Linked DNA regions of Homo sapiens: region 2 is linked to region 1. Evidence: read pairs that join two places in POLR2A ChIA-PET (ENCODE). Cell type or tissue: HepG2. All regions are shown on one strand. Each heading gives the region's core, and the rest is flanking DNA. Links, peaks and the distances in the headings are about the cores only. Region 1 overlaps RMND1 (required for meiotic nuclear division 1 homolog). Region 2 overlaps LOC102723831 (a long non-coding RNA gene).

Region 1 (2,916 bases), core at 156-2,655:
TTGAGCTCCTGATCTCATCTCAAGCCACCCTTCTTGGCCTCCGAAAGTGCTGGGATTACAGGCATGAGGCACCGCGCCGGGCCGAACATTTAATTTTTGATTGTAGAACTTGAATATCTCTTGCAGTGACACTTTGGTTATCACTTGATCAGAAAAATACTCGTCCCAGCTCAAACATTACCTTAGAATAGAAAGTGAGAATTATTTCATGACGGGCAAATTATGGGTACAAACTAAAATGACTTCCAAGATTGTGATTAATGAGAAATGCTCCTGAAGTAAGGTAAATGTTTGCCCTTTCTCACGTGGCAACCTATGAATTGGAGGTACGGGTGCTTGATTTGATGTTGAGCTGTACATTATAAATTTACAGCTAGAACTTTTTCCAAATGCTGTCTTTAAAAGCAGAACCTTGAGGTCTACTCTCAAATTTTAAAAAGTGGAACCTTTTCAAGAATTACTTTTAATGCATTTGCAAATAGTAATTTGAAACTTCCAAATAGAGTTAGTAATGATAACAAAGTCAGCCTCTTTTCTGCTAATAATTTTCTATCTCAAACTATCTTATTAGCATAGCCCCTGTATTTGTGAAAAGATGGTAACTGATCATAGTACAGAGCATTTCCATCTTACCTCTATGGTAATGAGGATGACAATCATCCACTCCAAGCGGAGTGCCCTCTTCTCATTCAGGTGATTCCGCATTAGATCTGTTAGTTCCATGCAGTGCTGAAGTTTTTCATTCATGACCTATGTAAGAAAAATTTCAGTAACATGTATTTAAACAATTTAATACGGTCATACACATAAAAATTCTATAGCTATACAGTGAAAAATCCTGCTCCTCAGTCCTCTCCCCAAAGGCAGCCACCAACATTATCAGTTTCTTGTGAATCCGTCCAGAGACATTTTGTAATGTACAAATTTAACTGCAAGAAATACTTTGCATACTGAAGCTCTTCTATTTGTAAGATTTTGATGGAAGAACTAAAAATAGGTTTTTGAGTCCTAGTTTTTAGTAGCTGCCCTTTTTAGCAGTTAAAAGAGGCAAACTTGAAACATAATGTTTTTTAGCAAGACCTAAAGATAATTTACTTTCTACTAGAAAATCTACGCTTAACATTTGACCTGCTGTACACACACCACTAGATGGCATTGCTTTCAACTGAACTGCAACAGTTCTGCATTCCGATGCCTCCAAACAAGCTGGCTGTGGGGGTTCAAAGAAAATAAAGTCCCTGAATTCAAAATTTGGATGTGACAACTTTTTTTTTTGTTGTTGTTGTTGTTTTTTGGGATGGAGTCTCCCTCTGTCGCCCAGGCCGGAGTGTAATGGCGGATCTCGGCTCACTGCAAGCTCTGCCTCCTGGGATCACGCCATTCTCCTGCCTCAGCCTCCCAAATAGCTGGGACTACAGGTGCCCGCCACCACGCCCGGCTAATTTTTGTATTTTTAGTAGAGATGATGTTAGCCAGGATGGTCTCGATCTCCTGACCTTGTGATCCGCCCGCCTCGGCCTCCCAAAGTGCTGGGATTACAGGCGTGAGCCACCGTGCCAGGCCTGGATGTGATAACTGTTAAATACCTACCTAATATCTTTATATATCACTTGCTACTGGAAATCCTGAAAGCAAAATTTTAAAACAGTTTGTCTCATGGGTATGCTGAAGTTACAGGTTTGGTCAGTGAACATTAAGAGATGAATCACAGGTACGTGTTCAGGGGTTGATTGGAATGCGTTAACTGCACCATGTTACGATTTTTGCACATAGCATTAAACTGCCTTACTAGGCTGGGCTCGGTGGCTTATGCCTGTAATCCTAGCATTTTGGGAGGCTGAGGCAGGAGGCGCACTTGAGCTCAGGAGTTGGAGACCAGCCTGGGCAACACAGTGAAACCCTGTCTCTACAAAAAAATTAGCCAGGCATGGTGGTGTGTGCCTGTAGTTCTAGCTACTTGGCAGGGATGAGGTGGGAGGATTGCTTGAGCTCAGGTGGTCAAGGCTGCAATGAGCCAAGATCATGCCACTGCACTCCAGCCTGGGTGCCAAAGTGAGATCCTGTCTCCAAAAAAAAACTGTCTTACTCACAGAACCACAGGACTAACTGACTGAACCACACTCCACCATTTGCCCCTATTTCCAGGCGTTATGGTCACCCTGTAGTTTCTAATCTGTATAGATGTGTAGAGCATGCCTCTTCCCTCTTCCTTTCCCCTCCCTGTTTTCCTTTCCTCTTGCCCTTTCTTAATGTCTGTTTCTATTGGCTGCTTGATCTTGGTCTTTAATGTTCATCCTTAAGCTTGCTTCTCTCTTCAGACTACTGATTCAGCCTCTTGCATTTTCTTTCAACTTGGGCCAAAAAACAGGCAACATTTTCTTCCTCCACTACCTCATCATCATCCAATTTATTCCTTTAGTTTATATTACCACAACTCTCCTAAACGTCCCAAAGTCTATTATTAAGTCTAACAACTTAGCTTCGAACCTCAATCCAAGCATCTGACAACACACTGAAATGTGCAAGCAAGAGTCCCTATGGCCGGGTGCAGTGGCTCTTGCCTATAATCACAACACTTCGGGAGGCTGGGGCAGGAGGATCACGAGGTCAGGAGATCAAGACCATCCTGGCTAACAGGGTAAAACCCCATCTCTACTAAAAATACAAAAAAATTATCCGGGTGTTGTGGCGGCCCCTGTTGTCCCAGCCAGTCAGGAGGCTGAGGCAGGAGAATAGTGTGAACCCAGCCGGGAGGTGGAGCTTGCAGTGAGCCAAGATCGCGCCACTGCACTCCAGCCTGGGCGACAGAGCGAGACTCCGTCACACACACAAAAAAAAGTCACTATTACCACAGCATGCTTTCTATTTATTTAGGTATAGAGGCATGTACGCGTCGAGCATGCAGATTAAGGGAGC
Region 2 (2,916 bases), core at 320-2,819, 200 kb before region 1:
CTTAGACTTCCCAGCCCCTAGAATTATGAGAAATAAATGACTGTAGTTTAAGCCACCCAGCCTGTGGTATTTTTTCATGGCAGCGCCAGCTGACTAAGAAAATGGATTTTCAGGAATAAAGATGAGCTTGATTTTCCTCATGACCAATGGCTGGCATTTGTGAGTAAGAGAACTTACACTCTATGTCTGTGGTGAAAATAGAGGTAGGTAGCACTGGGTGTGGTGGCTTACACCTCTAATTCCAGCTATTCTGGAGGCTGAATTCGGAGGATCGCTTGAGCCCAGGAGTTTGAGTCCAGCCTGGGCAACATAGCGAGACCTTGTTTCAAAAGAAGAAAAATAGAAGTAGATAAGTTTCACTGTCCCAGGATCTACCATCAAACCTCTAGACAATGTAGGGTCTTACCCTGATTTCATTCACATCAGAATCATCGGGGGAGTTGTTTTTTGTTTTTTGGCTTTTTTTTTTTTTTTTTGGAGTTTCACTCTTGTGGCCCAGGCTGGAGGGCAGTGGTGCGATCTCAGCTCATTGCAACCTCTGCCTCCCAGGTTCAAGTGATTCTCCTGCCTCAGCCGCCCAAGTAGCTGGGATTACAGGTGCCTGCCACCACGCCTGGCTAATTTTTTGTATTTTTTTTAGTAGAGGTGGGGTTTTGCCATGTTGGGCAGGCTGGTCTTGAACTCCTGACCTCAGATGATCTGCTCGCCTTGGTCTCTCAAAGTGTTGGGATTACAGGCGTGAGCCACCATGCCCTGATTTTTGGCTTTCATCATAGTACCTCACATCCAGAGCGTCTATGATTTCGGCCTGTGGTCTCTCCATGAAGGGGTCAGGAGTGAGAAGGGGGCCCTGAAATTGATTGACTGCATGCACTCTGCCAGGCACTGTCTGTGTCAGGCATTCTTCACACACATCATTCTGTCTGTTCATTCTCACAGTAATCCCATCAAGAAGATGTTAACAGCCCCATTTTAGAAAGGAAGAACCAGGTTTCAGCAGTCCTGCCCAAGCTTCCACAGTCATAAGGTAGAGCTAGGATTAGAACAGTAACAAAATAAATTAGCATACTCTTGAAGGAAAAGAAAAAAAATGGCAACAGCTAATGTTTCTCTCCTGGGCTTAATGCCTTGCATCTTTTATCTCATGGAATCCTTTCAACAATCTTTTGTACATTGGCTTTTTTTTTTTTTTTTGAGATGGAGCCTCGCTCTGTCACCCAGGCTGGAGTGCAGTGGTGTGATCTCGGCTCCCTGCAACCTCCACCTCCCAGGTTCAAGCAATCCTCCTGCCTCAGCCTTTCAAGTAGCTGGAACCACAGACGCCTGCCACCATGCCTGGCTAATTTTTTTGTATTTTTAGTAGAGACGGGGTTTTGTCATATTGGCCAGGCTGGTCTCGAACTCCTGAACTCCTGACCCATCTGCCTCAGACTTCCAAAGTGCTGGGATTACAGGCATGAGCCACCGCGCCCGGCCTAGATTGTCTTTTATATCCCCACTTCACACATGATAAAACAGAAATGAAAGTGTAGAGACATTAAGCAATCCATCCAAGGTCACACAGCAGTAGAGTCGGATCTGTCTGGCAGTAAAGGCTGTGATCTTGGCCACAGTATGACACACTCTCATCCTTCCCTTCACAAAGTCCACACCCATTGTATATGTGCCACCCCTGTGACTCAGGTGCTCCTGTCACTTGCAATTTCTCTCTTTACGTTTCAATTAATCTTTTTTTGTTTGTTTTTTGTTTTGAGACAAAGTCTTGCTCTGTCACCCAGACTGGAGTGCAGTGGCGTGATCCCGGCTCACTGCAACCTCCGCCTCTGGGTTCAAGTCATTCTCCTGCCTCAGCCTTCCCAGTAGCTGGGACTATAGACGCATGTCACCATGCCCCGCTAATTTTTGTATTTTTTGTAGAGACAGGGTTTTGCCATGTTGTCTAGGCTGGTCTCAAACTCCTGACCTCAAGTGATCCACCCACCTGGGCCTCCCAAAGTGCTGGGATTACAGGCATGGGCCACCATGCCCAGCCCTTTCAACTAATTTTATGAGACATACCCAACCTGACAAGGAAGATCCAGGCAAGCCTCACTGATGCGCATTGCTCATCTCTAACACAACCCAGCCAAAGTCACTGATGGAGAGAGAATCTCTTCCATAAATTAGAGCACAAAGTTGTTGAATCATAGTTAATTTATCCAAGAATAAACATTTCTGTTGGTTTCTGAACATTTGATTTAGAAATTACACAGACTTAAAGGAAGCATTTATAGTCACTGCAATGACACAGTGAATGTCAGATGCAGGTCCTAGTTATTAAGCACATTTGAAAGAAAGAAAGCTTTATCCAGTTTGAATTCAAGAGGCTTTACAAAAAAATGCATAGCTAAGATAATCAGTAAAAAGAGGAGTTAGGATTTTTGAATACAAGGCAAGCCAGTTTCAACCTCATTTTATCCTCTGCCTGTCCTCCCATTCATCTTGATAATGCTTTGCCAAGTCACTGCAAGCTTTTGCTTGAATTAACTAGCCATATTTTATTATGTCCAGAACACACACTAACAGAGACTGCAGAACAAAGGGTAAAAATCAAGGATAAAGGGAGGAAGGACAGCTCTGTATTACAGGTAGAAGAGTCTCTTCACTTCTACTGCAGATTGAGTCGGGAGAAACTGTGACTAAGAATAGCTACACGGCCGGGATTGGTCATACGAGCCCACAGGCACTAGCAGCTGAGGTGGCTGCTGTCTGTTTAAATTGCTTTCCGGTGGCAAACACTTAATTGTAATCGAGACAGAGTTCAGGTTTATTTTCTGCTCGTTCCCTGCATCCTGCTCTTGTTCTCGATAAGCTTTTCCCCTGCCCTGGCGCCCACTGCACCCTCCATTTCCCAAGGAGCCCAGCTAGCCCCGACAA

What was found. Peaks named below come from ENCODE experiments on the same cell type or tissue, not always from the same donor. Only the 100,000 strongest peaks of a DNase experiment are listed, where the experiment ranks them.
Region 2: POLR2A ChIA-PET joins it to region 1 with 8 read pairs; 3 of 35 experiments call an interaction of 5 or more read pairs at or near these places.

Annotation. Positions count from the first base shown.
Region 1 is chr6:151,405,087-151,408,002 of GRCh38, forward strand. RMND1 (required for meiotic nuclear division 1 homolog) reads right to left here. Exons shown (of 12, transcript NM_017909.4): 11 at 634-750; 12 at 1-181. The coding sequence ends at 149. Among named protein-coding and RNA genes, the nearest start is that of ZBTB2, 15 kb to the left of the region's middle. In HepG2, for the core only: a CTCF peak has its summit at 1,157 (motif pointing right); a DNase peak (open chromatin) is centred at 1,175.
Region 2 is chr6:151,206,806-151,209,721 of GRCh38, forward strand. The region is part of intron 1 of LOC102723831 (a long non-coding RNA gene); the gene reads right to left. Among named protein-coding and RNA genes, the nearest start is that of AKAP12, 32 kb to the right of the region's middle. RefSeq lists an enhancer at 1,271-1,770. In HepG2, for the core only: no CTCF peak of the experiment used is centred there; a DNase peak (open chromatin) is centred at 1,606; H3K4me3 peaks cover 707 bases.